Regions from separate parts of the Mus musculus genome. Here region 2 is linked to region 1. The links are chromatin contacts, found by Hi-C or POLR2A ChIA-PET in ENCODE. All regions are on one chromosome and are shown on one strand. Each heading gives the region's core, a stretch centred on a gene start or an enhancer-like site at or near the end of the contact. The rest is flanking DNA. Distances are from core to core; before and after follow the strand shown. Region 1 holds the start of Arrdc3 (arrestin domain containing 3). Region 2 holds the start of Mblac2 (metallo-beta-lactamase domain containing 2).

Region 1 (7,339 bases), core at 4,305-6,804:
CTCTCACAGTGCCAAGTTCTTCATGCCTTTAAAGCAGTACCACCTGGATGACTCTTACACATTACCAAGTATAGCTGCAGCATGAGGTAAAACCTTGGTTATCTCTGGAACAGAGTTTCTTTATGCTCTCAGAAAATAATTCCCAGAAGATTTTAGTTCAATGATGCTGATCTCTTCTTAGTCACCACTAATTTCTTAGTTCCTGCTAACCAGCATCAATTGTCCCAGTAGACCCTTCTATACTGGACTCTAAAGTCAGAGCCACATGGGTAAAGCTGCTGTATTCTGCTGCTTGCTGGGGCTGGAACATGGCCCCCTTTATTCTATTTTTAGTTTTCTGTTTTCCAACTTCCATACTACCTAAGCTTAGCTGTCCTGGAACTTGCTCTGTACATTGACCTTGAACTCAGAGATCTGTGTGGCTCTGTCTCCTGGACCTTTAAAGGTGTGTACCACCATGCCTGGACCTAAACTTAACTGAGTGGGATCTTGCTGCAAAGTCCCACTCTCTTAATCTGGTATCTTCTAGGACATAGGATTCAGCACTTCCTGGTCCCCCTTTAATATTTAAATCATATATTTTATATTTTTCCTTTCTAAGCTTGCTACTCTTGTTCAAAATACTATTCATGAGAATTAGCCAGAGAATAATGTCTCTGCTGGGCATTTCTGAGACTTCCTTTGTATTGAATTGTACGTTCTTTGTACTGATTCAGTATTCAGAACAACTAGAAAATCATGCATAAAAGTCATAAAGTAGAAACCTACTGAATAAAATCTGTGTGTTTTAATACTGATATAGCTTTTTAACCAATAAAACTACAGCAAATCCTGTCTTCCTTTATTTTCTATTGCAGTGATAAAAAGTATGACTAAAAGGTACTTGGAGAAGAAACAGTTAATTGACTTCCAACTCACAGCCCAATGCTGAGTAAAGTCAAAGCAGGAACTCAAGTCAGGAGGCTGGGTACAGAAACTCAGTCAGAAACCATGGAGGATGCTGCCTACTGGCTCTCCACGGTTTACTCAGCCTGTTCCGTACAATGCCCAGGGCCATCTTCCAATTATGCCTGTCCTCCCCCAATGCCATACAGACTTGTCTACAGACCAACCTTATGGAGGCATTTTCTTAACTAAGATTCCCTCTGCCTAAATATGTGTAGATTTGTGTAAAGTTAACAAAAATCATCCAGCACAAATCCTTATTTTTTTAAAATAAAGTTGGATATTATACCAAGGTAAGGATATCATGGGTAGCATTCACTTTAAAAAGAAAAATTACTCTCTATTTTATTTATTTATTTATTTATTTATTTATTTATTTAATGTACATTGGTATTTTGACCACATGTATGTCTGTGTGAGGGTGTTGGATCCCTGGGAACTGAGTTACAGACAGTTGTAAGCTGCCATGTGGATGCTAGGAATAGAACCAAGGTCCTCTGGAAGAACAGCCAGTGCTCTTAACCTCTGAGCCATCTCTCCAGCCCCAAGGATTCACTTTTTAAATAAGGGTGATTTGAACTTAATATTTTTTTAAGATTTATTTATTTATTTTTATGTATATGAGTACACTGTAGCTGTGATGGTTGTGAGCAACCATGTGGTTGCTGGGATTTGAACTCAGGACCTTCGGAAGAGCAGTCAGTGCTCTTAACCGCTGAGCCGTATCTCCAGCTCTTGAATTTATTTTTAATTCATCAGTCTCATCTGATTTTTCTTTGTGTGCTGTTAGATAAATATATATATATATATAAAATAATAAAAAATTTTTAAAAAGTATCTTCCCATATAATTCTATAACCTTACAGTGAGCTTATGCTTAACACTGGTAGTCAACATTTATCGAGCCAAATGAGGGCAGAGAGGGCAGTGAAATGCCATCTTCTGGTTAGACTCCTCATGAAGTCACAGAAACTGCAGGTTACCTGCACAAGACCAAGCCAAGCAAAATCCTAGCCTAGATTAGAACGGTGCTCTGTAGTCTCCATCTCTTCCTGGGGAGCTAATGGCTACTGGAGAAGAAAGAATCACTCTTTGGTGGGTTTCTTTGGGAGGAGCTTGTGTCCCACAGATAAGACAGCCTGACACAAGTCTTTCAAAGTCCAAAATGATAAAGCATTGAAAGTCTGACAGATTTTCCCAAGTGAAATACATACATAACTATAAGGAGTCAGGCTAATCCTGAGTAGGAATTTCTGATGCATCTTCTCTCCTGTAAAATATGCTGGTTGACACAGTTGCTGCAAAAATCAAAAGGTTTATATTACAAAAATAATAAAATAAATCCAAGTGCCAGTTATGTGTGAGAATTTACCAAGCCATAGATGAAATGTGCTGTCTCACAACAAAAGGTCACTTGAAAACATCTTCTAGAGTAGCACGCCCTCAACCAACTTTTAGACTTAAGTCACCTCACCTGCAAGTGTCCCATGAGACACTCTCTTGATTGATTTTAACCATAACTAGTCAAGTGAAATTCTCCCCAAGCAGGAACAACAGCAACATGAACAGTGAGCTGATGGTGGATTAAGATCATCTCCTGAGGATGTTCAATGACTGTAAGTAAGGGTAGTTAACAACGGTAACACTAACCGGATGCGTGAAACCCTCCACAACGCACATAGAAAAGGTGGCAGCCACAGGTAACGTCTGGGTTTTTATTATATTATTTTTTGATATTTTCTTTGTCTGTCTTATTGGTGGCTACTGTTTTTGTCTGTTGTTTGTTTGTTTGTTTGTCTTGTTTTTAACAGGATCTCAGATAGCCAAGACTGGACTTGAATCCCTGATACTTCTGCCTCTACCCCTACCCCCAAATCTAGGATTACAGGTGCCCCAACCATGCCTGGCTTTTAGAAACCTCATTATCAAGAGAGACTACTAGGTGACGGGAAGGGCAACATTCCCCTAGTACAAACTTTCAGTCAGTAAAATGTGAATTTCCTAGGAGCCGATTCCTCTTGGTGACTCTCGCCTTTAAATTACATATTGGCAACAACAAGCCAAGCCAACAAAGGGGGCAGAAGATGTACTTGACAGGAGGAGAGACTTAGCAGATGAGTAGGAGGACAAAGCATATGAGATGTAGGCTGGGTTGCAGCAGGAAAGAGCCTTGGTGTGAAGATGAATAGCTGAAATCTAAATCAAAATACAATAGTGTCCCAGTGAAACATCAGAGAAGCCCAAGATAGCACGCCACAACCCAGCACTCCCAGCTGTCTCAAGGGGAGACATTTTGAGTCTGCAAATGCAAAGTTATTAAAATCAAAGAGAAATAACATACAAAATTTGACCTAAGCATAACATTTCTTTTAGAAATGAAAATATACACAAGTACTTAGAGGTACCAGCATATTTGTTTGTTCGTCATGCTTTTGTGGCTTCAATAACTAGGAGGGGAAAGCCAAATGAATCAAATATACTTGTTTACACACTTGAGGAATACTATGTAACAAAACCTCAAAAGGAAAAGGGGACCAAAGGGAAATAAATGCAACATGGGTAAAAATTATTGGTTAAGGTTTAGCATGTGTCCATTACTAAAGTCTTTGAGAAGTCACATTAGACTAATAGCAAAGTAAATCTAATGAAGCAAAAGATCCTAGGAGCATCAAATAAAAGAGGGAGCAATACAGGGATGGTGTTGATTCCCCATTAGAAACTTTACAAACTACAAACAATACTAGGATCCTTTTCCATTAAATGCAATTCTCAGGCTCTTACATAGTGATCCTTAATTTTCAGAAATGTGATACAGTTCACAGCACCCACGTAGCCACGTTCACATCTATAACTCCAGTAACAGGGAGTCTGAGGCCACCGATCTTCTGGCTTAACAGGTTCCAGAACACACAATGCGTGCTCTTACATAGATATACATACATAAATAAAATTTAAAAAATAATGTAAATTCTCGTTGTGCCCACTTTTAACTCCACTCCTTGCTCAATCTTCTGTGGTGTCTAATGCTGAAATCCACCTCATACTGAAGGAAACTTGACATTCTAGCAAAGACGTGGCTGTTACCACTAGGGGGAGAAAAACACCAATAGTATTTGTTACCAACCCTTAGCCCAAGGGTTAGACACTTTACCTGGATTATCCACCAGGTGTCAACCAAGAGAAGAAAGTTGCCCCTACCCCCCACCCCGGACCAAATACACAGATGTGTAATTTTATGCATAAAAAGCTAAACTCTTCTTGGCTTTTCCAGTAATTATTCTTCACATAGTTATATTTTAGGTTTTTTTTTTCAGTTCAAGTGTCAAGTTCAATCTAACTAAACATGTAGATTTTTTTTCTTTTTTAAATAAAGAAAACAGCAAGATGAATGTGTTTAGTTTGTTGTGATTCGACCTATCCAGATTTATCATTCAAAAAAAAAATCTAATGTTTAACTATGGACAACCAACCCCCCACATTTTTTGGTTAGGCATAATACAGGATTTTATAACATAGCCCTGTTATGAGGTTATGTTGATTGTTAATGATCTATTACCCCCTAAATCCTGGTGATGTTTATGACTGAGTATTTTACTCAAGGCATTAAAAAAGGAGAAATGTGCCTGTATTTAAAGATGCAGCACGGCAATTAGCATGTTGAATTAAAAGTAAGGCTTAACAAAATTAAGCCTCACTTATATAACAAATCATACTTAAAAACCAAAAACCACCTTATATGCTTTCCTAAGGCTTTTCAGTCTGTTGTAAACAATGTCAGCTAAATGACTATGTTCAAACCGCCTCTTATGAGGTGGTAATTAGGGGTGTGAGCTCTATTCTTATTCCTGATACAGGAGTTGTAATCGAGTCATTCCCTGCAAAAGGAGCAAAAGGTGATGTCTTGAAAAAGGACTTTTTCTCCCTTCGAGGAAGTGGTCAGGCCTACACACTACACAGACAACTTGATTGGGTTTGATGCTGTAGGAGCTGAAGACGGGAGCTGCCTGGAGCATTGTTCTTTGGCTCCTCAGGCCTTGGCTTAGTCCATTGCCACCCAGCCTACAAAGTCCTGCTTGCTTTTGTTATTTCTATCCAAGTCAACAACGCTTTCTTCTATGAACAATATTTGTCTGCTTTTTATTACGTTTCTTTTGAAATTCATTAGCTCAGACTCGGGCCACCAACCGCTTGCCCAACTGGTTTCTCCCCTTCCCCCACGGCTCGCACGTCCTCCGGGTCCGCGGCCCAGGCGCACACTCCTGGCCTGGCGCCGCCGGGTCCCTCTGCTCAGCTCCGGGAGCGCGTGCGGGGCCGGCGCTGCGGCCGCGGCGGGGGTGGCGGGGGTGGCGGGGGTGGCGGGGGTGGCGGGGGTGGCGGGGGTGGCGGGGTGCCCGCCTGCCAATCGCAGCGGCCCATGCACCGAAGTCGGCGGCGCCCGCTCCACACCTACTGTACCGGGAGCGTGCGGCAAGAGCCGGGCGCGCGCCGCGCGGGAGGGAGCGCGCTGGAAGGCTGGCCGCAGTCGCAGCCTGCGCCTGCGCACTAGGGTTGTTTTTCACAAAGCTGCTCTTAAAGTGAGCTGGCAGCCTCCAGCCGCCCGTCTTTGTAAGGAGACCACTGAGACGAGCAGGAGCGTGGAGCAGCGGCTTCTCTGCTGCCCTGACTTTTTAAGAAATCTCAATGAACTATTTGTAGACAATCACTGATCCTGCCTGCATGATTTTTTTTTCTTGCACGGCAAAGACACCCATCAGTGTTAAGTGAAGATCACATCTTATATGCGATCTTGACTTTTTTTTTGGTCTTACATTATATTTTTATAGATTTTGTTATAATCATGGTGCTGGGAAAGGTAAAGAGTTTGACAATAAGCTTTGACTGTCTTAATGACAGTAATGTCCCCGTGTATTCTAGCGGGGACACTGTCTCAGGAAGGGTAAATTTAGAAGTTACCGGGGAGATCAGAGTAAAATCTCTTAAAATTCACGCAAGAGGACATGCGAAAGTACGGTGGACGGAATCAAGAAACGCCGGCTCCAATACTGCCTATACACAGAATTACACTGAAGAAGTAGAATATTTCAACCATAAAGACATCTTAATTGGGCACGAAAGAGGTAAGTTTTTAATTAGTCACTACATTCGACTTCTTTGCATGAGAACTTTAATCTCATTTAGTGCAGTTCTAATCGGCAGTTTGTTAAAGGTTAGCAAACTTAGAAGCTGTAGTTTCTCCTTGACGTTCAAGCGTGTTAAGCCTTAATCCATGCAGGCGTCTGCAAAGTGAGTGCAAACTGCACTTAACTACATCTGTAACCGGCTTCATATCTGCCATACGCACCTTACAACGTGTTTAAATGTGACTCCGTCGTTTTACTAATATTTTCAAATTCATTTGCAAAAGCTGCAGTCCGATATTGGATTTCCTTTATTTTACAATCTTAGATACAGAAATGAGCTCCAATAAAGAACTGTAGTGACATTTAAGAAGGTTGCTAGATGTATCTGATTTTGATATTAACGTGCAAACGACTTTGAGGACTTGATTATTGTTCTTTGATAAAGGGCTTCCATCCCTTATTTTGACATATGGCACCAACACCCCCACGTGTTTTCCCCCTATTTTTCCCAATTCCCTTTAAAATGTACATCAAGCATCGTTTATTTCAAAGAATAATGTCTATCATTATGCAAACTATTAAGTCAGTTTTAGAAGCCATTCGGGGTCAGTGATTTTCTTCTCGGAGCATCATGTCTAACTTTGGAACGTGGATTCAATGAAACCCATGGCAGACAGATGGAATTGAAAAGTATATGACACATCGGATTTGGGTTTGGGGTATAAGACGAAGATTGAAGCATTGTCAAAGGGAGAAGGGGTCCTGAGATTTGCAATCTGTTGTTTAAGTGCCTACATTGTGGAAATACAGGCGACTCCAAGCTTGTTTTTCTAAGTTTCCACCCTTTGTTAGAAGCGGTTCAATCCTGTTTCGGACCAGTTCTGGGGGATGGTGAGGAGGGGCGCTTGTTCTCCTCTCAGCAGATTGGTTACACGCGTCAGGTGGTGGCGATGACTTAATTCCTAGTCCAAGAAGAATATAATGTTAAAACTGGTTATGTAATTTGTTTCTCCTTTCTAATGCAGTATTTTAGTGCAAATACTGGCGACTTTTCAGATAGAGGAATACTTTGTTTTTTTTTAATATCTAAAATGTACATCCTAGGGAGACGTTAATTGAACTTAAGGCAAGTGGGAAATGGAGGATGCTTTAAGTTACACAGAATTAATGTATCGTCTTTTAAATATGAAGGCGAAGCCAATTCTTAGGGTTTACGCACCTACACCAGGGTATTCCAAATACTGAATGGTTCCCTAGTTCTTTTTTTGCAGCGT
Region 2 (7,030 bases), core at 651-3,150, 830 kb after region 1:
GAAAAACTAGTTGAAGAAGTTCTGCCTCTCTCAGGACTGTCTGAGCTTAAATGTAATTACGATGAGAAGCAGAGTCATACTGAAAAGTAGAAAACAAAGTGTCATTGGGAACTGTAGGTCCAAAGGACTCTAGAGCCTGCCACAAGCCAGATAGTCATCTCTGAATTCTTTCTGAGCTTATGGCCAAGAAACAACACTGTGCCATCTTACCGAGTGGCCCCCTTCTGCAGCAAAAACAAAGTACAGAGGGCACTGTGTTTCTCTGCAGAAAATGCATTCGATAAGGCCAGTGCAATCATTCACTAGTCCATCTATAAGTAGAATCCAATTTTTGCATTTTTTTTGCATTATATAACAAGTATTTGTGTACAGGTGTTAGCTTCCTCAGATTCTCGAGAACTCACATCAGACTTTTTTTTGTTTTTAAACAGTTTTCTGCTTGTCACACACCATTTAGCTGAGGCACTCGTGCTAAGAATGGTCCCAACTGCATAACCGATGAGATTAGCAAAATACTCAAAAGGGCAGTGACCTGCTCCTACACCCACCAGAGAGTTTTGGAGTGTTGGAAGTACAGTTCTCCCTCTAGGAAACTTATTAGGAGATACCACAGTAAGAATCTTCCTAATTATCCTTTATAATGCTCTCCCGTGGGTCTCTTTATAATTTCTGAAGGTTAGTCAAATTCTCAAAGGGATTTCTTAATCCGAAATAGATGTATCAATAGCTAGTGGTTGGGTGCAAGCGCAGGGACTTGATACTGACAGTGGGGGTGATTTCTGGTGGCTTGCAAGGCCACACCCAGTCCCTATCCACTTTTCATGTCCCCTCAAAGTGCTCCGCCTTTCCTTAAGCTCTAACTTTCTCTGCTCTCTTCAAAGAGCAAAGAACCACCCAGAACTATGACGGCCATTTAGGTTTTTCTTTTTAAAGAAAAATTTTATCACCAACCCCTCTCCTCACTATCAAGGGTGCCAACAATTAAGAAAACAGAAGCGACGGTAAGTATGCCCTTATCAGCAAACTGCCGCCAAACTTTGAATGAAGAAAAAACACAGTCGTCAGATTTGCATAGTCTTCTCTTGTAAGAGGATAAACTCCCTTCTTTCTCACTGAGAACAAACCCACCGGAAAGCTGGGAGATCTGGCTACGAAAACTTTAAACGGTTTGGAAGACCGCAGCAGCAGCTTTGGGGAGGTAGGGATACTTCCCAAAGTCACTCCAGAGGGGCTTTCATGAATGTTGGCTCCGGATACCCGGCCACCACGTTCTCCACGTGCCCCATCAACTCCCTTCTACCCTCTTCACCTCCTGCCCAGAACGGGATAGCTTCCAGTTACCTGCTAGCCAAGTCTCGAGGCTTGAGCACACGGTGCAGCAGAGGAAGCAAGAAAGCCGGCAGCCCCTCCAGCAAGGAGCCGCAGATTCTACCTCCGGAGTAGCGCGCCCCACACCGCACGCGGCTACGGCGCAGCAGAGCGCACTGGAAGCCCCGCCCACTCCCGCGAGGCCACACCCCCGGAAGAGAGCTTTTTAGCCCTTGGCAGGCGCCGTAGTCAGCCTCCAACAGGCTCGGCCTCACTCTGGGCTCCGGCGGCGAGTGCACAGCCCCCCGCTGCCCGTGTGGGGGCGGTCCTGTGTGTCGCTTCCCACGCATCTCTCCCGGCCCCTGCAGTAGAACCCCGAGCAGGGCAGCATTGCCCGGTGTCTCCTCCCCGCTTCAGCAGCCTGCGTTACTGCCTTGGTGCTGCGGCTGCAGAAGCTGCGGCAACTGGGGTGCAGCCTGCGCTCTGCGGCTCGGACGGGAGGGCGCGGAACAGGTGATCTGGGCAGTGTCGCAGCGTCCTATCCACGCTCCCTTCCGCATCCCCGCCCCTCGATCGCACCTCCTCCGGAGCTGAGAGTAGCTCCTCCGGCTCTGCAGCAACAGCAGCAGCAGCAGCAGCAGCGAGTCCTGGACTGCCTGTGGGAGGCACACCCACCTAGCCCGGCCGCACCCCTGCGCAGCAGCATGTCGGCGCTCGAGTGGTATGCCCACAAGTCTCTGGGCGATGGCATCTTCTGGATTCAAGAACGGTTCTACGAGTCAGGCAACCGGGCCAACATTTGGCTGGTGCGCGGCTCGGAGCAGGACGTGGTGATAGACACTGGCCTGGGGCTGCGCAGCCTTCCGGAGTACCTCTACTCCTCTGGCCTCTTGCAGGATTGCGGGTCTAAAGAGGATGCAGGACGCCGGCCACTGCTGGCCGTGGCCACCCACGTGCACTTCGATCACTCCGGCGGTCTCTATCAGTTCGACCAGGTGGCTGTGCACCGCGCCGAGGCCGAGGCCCTGGCTCGCGGGGACAACTTTGAGACCGTGACCTGGCTTTCTGACAGCGAGGTGGTGCGGGCGCCCAGCCCTGGCTGGAGGGCCAGGCAGTTCCGAGTGCAGGCAGTGCAACCCACCCTCATTCTGCAGGATGGTAATGGGCCCCGCGGGCGTGCGCTGTCACTGAGGGAGGGGCTTGGAGAGCGTGTACAGCATGTTACAGACCTCCTTGGCACTGTTGGGGTACAGTGCGGGAATACTCTGTTTCACCCTTTGCTGCGTGGAAGTCAGCTTAAGCAGAGACTAGGCCCTGGCAGGCTTCTCTGTCCGGAGATGCGCGCTGCTGCTGTGTGGCTGTCTCTTTGAAAGCTCACACCATCCCCAGTCAGTCAGCTACAGTAGTAACACTGCAGAGACTTGTGACTGGAGATTTTCCATTCTTTTCCCAAGTACCGGTTGAACATTTTCAGCTTTTGTAACGAGTAGGCTTTTAAGCAATGGCACCTTGGGAAGAGTGTTAGGCTCTGTGCTTTGAAAACTGCTGACTTCATCTGCCTCCTCACTTCACTGCATAGTGCCTATCCGGTCCACCTGTAGGCTTGGAAAGCTTTGGTTCCGTTTCATCCATCCTGACCTTTCGGATGGATTTGTTTGCTTATTGCCTCACAAGAAAAAAAAAAAAAAAGGCTTGACAGTGAACATAAAATATAGAAATATGACAAATATCTGGTCTGGATGAGAGCAAGGCCTAGGAAAGATCAATAAGGGAGTTGTTTCCGGTGGAGAAAGTGTGTGTGTTAATGAGGACTTCATTCTCTTGGTCCTAAGCAATTGATAGATTGGAGCAAAATAGACAGGGTCCCAGTCCCTTTCCCCTCATGCTGGAACTGCACTAACTGAACTGATTAGCAACAGCAGCAATATTTGATTTATCAATTTTATATTTTTGTCTTAGGATTTATTTATTTATTTACATCCCCAAAACTACTCCTGCTCCTGCTCCCTCCCTCACAGAGTCTCTCCTCCCATCCCCTCTTCTCTTCTCCTCCGAGAGGGTGGAGGCCCCTCTGGGTACCCCTCCCCCCAACACAGCACATAATCAAGTCTCTGCCAGATTAGGTGCATCCTCTCTCACTGAGGCCAGATAGGGCAGCCATGGAGCCTGAGGTGCTTGCCTGCTACCTATGTGCCTGGAACCTCTTTTCAGTCTGTGTGTTCTTTGGTTGGTGCTTCAGTCTCTGAGTGCCCCTAGGTTAGTTGACTCTCTTGGTCTTGCGCTGGAGCTCCCTTCCCCTTCTGGGCCTTCATTCTTCCCCCAACTCTTCCATAAGAGTCCCAGACCACCGTCCAATGTTTGGCTGTGGGTATCTGCATCTGTTTCAGTCCACTGCTGGATAGAGACTCTCAGAGGACAGGTATGCTAGGCTCCTGTCTGCAAGCATAACAGAGTATCATTCATTAATAACGTCAGGGATTAGTGCTTGTTCATGGAATTTTTCTATCCCTGCATTTCCTTTAGACAGGATAAATTTGGGGTCAAACTTTTGTGGGTGGGTTGATGTCCTTATCCCGCCACTGAGAGTTTTGTCTGGCTACAAGAGGTGGCCTCTGCTAGTTTCATGTCCCCACTGTTAGGAATCTTGGCTAAGCTCACCCTCATTGACTTTCTGGGAGCCTCCTCTATGGGACACCCTAGAGATTCTCCCCTCCCCCAACTTACACCCCCATCCCCACAGCTGAAGATTTACATTCATTCTCCTGGCCCTCTGACCTTCTCTCCTGTCTATCCCTGTACTTGATCCTACCCCACCCCACCCCTCACACCATTCTGTGTACTTCTTGAGTACATACCATGCATGTCCTTTTGGGTCTGAGTTACCTCACTCAGGATGATATTTTCTAGTTCCATCCATTGGCCTGTAAAATTCATGATGTCCTTGGTTTTTGGTTTTTTTGTTTGTTTTTTGTTTTTGTTTTTGTTTTTGTTTTGAGACAGGGTTTCTCTGTGTAGCCCTGGAACTCACTCTGTAGACCAGGCTGGCCTCAAACTCAGAAATCCGCCTGCCTCTGCCTCCCAAGTGCTGGGATTAAAGGCGTGTGCCACCACACCTGGCTTGATGTCCTTGTTTTTAACAGTAGGGTACTATTCATTTGTGTAAATGAACCACATTTTCTGTATTCATTCTTCAGTTGAAGGACATCTGGGTTGGTTCCAGTTTCTGGCTCTTATGAATAAAGCTGATATGAACATAGTGGAGCATGTGACCTTGTGGTATGTTGGAGCATCTTTTGGGTATATGCCCAGGAGTGGTATAGCTTGGTGATATAGGTAGAACTATTTCCAGTTTTCTGAGAAACAGACACATTGATTTCTAGAGTGTTTGTCCAAGTTTGCAATCCCACTATCAATGGAGAATGTTCCTCTTTTTCCACATCCTCTCCAGCATGTGCTATTGCTTGTGTTTTTGACCTTAGCCATTCTGACTGGTGTAAGGTAGACTCTCAGGGTTGATTTGATATGCATTTCCCTGATGATTAAGGATATTGAACATTTCTTTAAGTACTTCACAGACTTTCAAGATTCTTCTGTTGAGAATTCTCTGTTTAGCTCTATACTCCATTTTTAAAGATTTATTATTATACATAAATACACTGTAGTTATCTTCAAACATTCCAGAAGAGGGCATAAGATCTCATTATGGGTGTTTGTGAGCCACTATGTGGTTGCTGGGATTTGAACTCAGTACCTTCAGAAGATCAGTCAGTACTCTAACCCACTGAGCCATCTCTCATGCCCCTATACTCCATTTTTTAATTGGGTTATTTCGTTTGTTAGAGTTTAACTTCTTGAGTTCGTTATATATTTTGGATATTAGCCCTCTGTCAGATGTGGAGTTAGTGAAGATTTTTTTCCAATCTGTAGGTTGCTGATTTGTCCTATTGGCTATGTCTTTTGCCTTACAGAAGCTTTTTCATTTCATGAGGTCCTATTTATCAATTCTTGATCTTAGAGCCTGAGCCACTAGTGTTTGGTTGATGAAATTGTCTCCTGTACCAATGTAAGGCTATATCCCACTTTTTCTTATATTAGATTTACTGTATCCAGTTTTATGTTGAGGTCCTTGATCCACTGGAACTTGAGTTTTGTGCAGGGAGATAAATATGGATCTATTTTCCTTCATCTACATGCAGACATCTACATGCAGACATCCAGTCAGAACAGCAGCATTTGTTGAAGATGCTTTCTTTTTTCCATCATATGGTTTTAGCTTCTTTGTTGAAGACTAAGTGTCCATAGGTGTGTGGGTTCCTATCTGGGTCTTCTATACTATTTTACTGATCAACCTGTCTGTTTTTGTACCAGTACCATGGTTTTGGGTTTTTTGTTTTTGTTTGTTTGTTTGTTTGTTTGTTTGTTTTATCACTACTGCTCTGTAGTAGAGCTTGAGGTCAGGAATGGTTATTTCTCCAAAGGTTCTTTTCTAGTTCAAGATTGTTTTGACTATCCAAGGTTTTTTGGTTATCCATATGAAGTTGAGAATTGCTCTTTCAAGGTCTGTAAAAAATGTGCTGGGATTTTGATGGGAATTGCATTGATTTTGGTAAGATGGCCATTTTTACTATTTTACTACTGATCCATGAGCATGGGAGATCTTTCTGTCTTCTCATATGTTCTTCAATTACTTTTTTCAGAGACTTAAAATTCTTATACAGATCTTTCACTTGCTTGTTTAGTGTTACATGAAAAATTTTATATTATTTGTGGATATTGTGGAGAGTGTTGTTTCCCTAATCTCTTTCTCTGCCCTTTTATCATCTATATAAAGGAAGGCTACTGATTTCTTTGAGTTAATGTTATATCCAGCCAGTTTGCTGAAGTTGTTTATTAGCTGTAGGAGTTCTCTGGTAGAATTTTGGGGATTGCTTATATAGACAATCATATCATCCATGACTAGTAATACCTTGGCGTCTTCCTTTCCAATTTGTATGCCCTTGATCCCCTTTGTTGTCAGGTTTCTCTAACTATGACTTACAGTACTATATTAAATAGTTAGAAGGAGAGTGGGCAGCCTTGTCTTGCTTTTGGTTTTAGTGCGATTGCTTTAAGTATCTCTCCATTTAATTTGATATTAGCTGTTGGTTCACTGTATATTGCTTTTATTATGTTTAGCTATGTCTCTTGAATACCTCACTTTTCCAAGACTTTTAACATGAAGGGGCGTTGTATTTTGTCAAAGGCTTTTTCAGCATCTAATGAGATGATCACATGAGTTTTCTTTCAGTTTGTTTATATGGAGGATTATTTTGATGAACTTCTGTATATTGAATCATCCCAGCATCCCTGGGATGAAGCCAACTTGATTGTGGTGACTAATGTTTTTGATGTATTCTTGGATTTTGTTCCTAGAATTTTATTGAGTATTTTTTTTTCATCAGTGTTCATAAGAAAAACTGATCTAAAGTTCTCTTTCTTTGTTGAGTTGTTATGTGGTTTGGGTATCATGGTAAGTGTAGCCTCATAGGGTGAATTAGGTAGTGTTCCTTCTGCTTCTATTTTGTGAAATAGTTTGAGGAGTATTGGCATTAGCTCTTCTTTGAGAGTCTGGTAGAAAACCATCTGGCCCTAGGCTTTTTTATTTATTTATTTATTTTTTATTTTTGGTTAGGCGACTTAATGACTGCTTCTATTTCCTTAGGGGTTATGGGCTGTTTAGATG

The links. A loop is a pair of places that touch in the nucleus more often than their neighbours do. ChIA-PET counts read pairs that join two places held with the same protein, here RNA polymerase II (POLR2A).
Region 2: a loop to region 1 is called in a map of left cerebral cortex, with 4 times the contacts of the local background. The contact joins the promoter of Mblac2 here to the promoter of Arrdc3 in region 1. A Hi-C loop is called at or near these places in 1 of 37 maps with a recorded cell type or tissue (left cerebral cortex). POLR2A ChIA-PET finds 5 or more read pairs at or near these places in 4 of 5 experiments (Patski and embryonic stem cell).

The regions. Positions count from the first base shown.
Region 1 is chr13:80,877,868-80,885,206 of GRCm38, forward strand. It overlaps Arrdc3 (arrestin domain containing 3), which reads left to right and starts at 5,555. Exons shown (of 8, transcript NM_001042591.1): 1 at 5,555-6,062. The coding sequence starts at 5,783.
Region 2 is chr13:81,709,517-81,716,546 of GRCm38, forward strand. Mblac2 (metallo-beta-lactamase domain containing 2) reads left to right here and starts at 1,901. Exons shown (of 2, transcript NM_028372.1): 1 at 1,901-2,466. The coding sequence starts at 2,013. It overlaps Polr3g (polymerase (RNA) III (DNA directed) polypeptide G), which reads right to left and starts at 1,497. Exons shown (of 8, transcript NM_001081176.1): 1 at 1,342-1,497.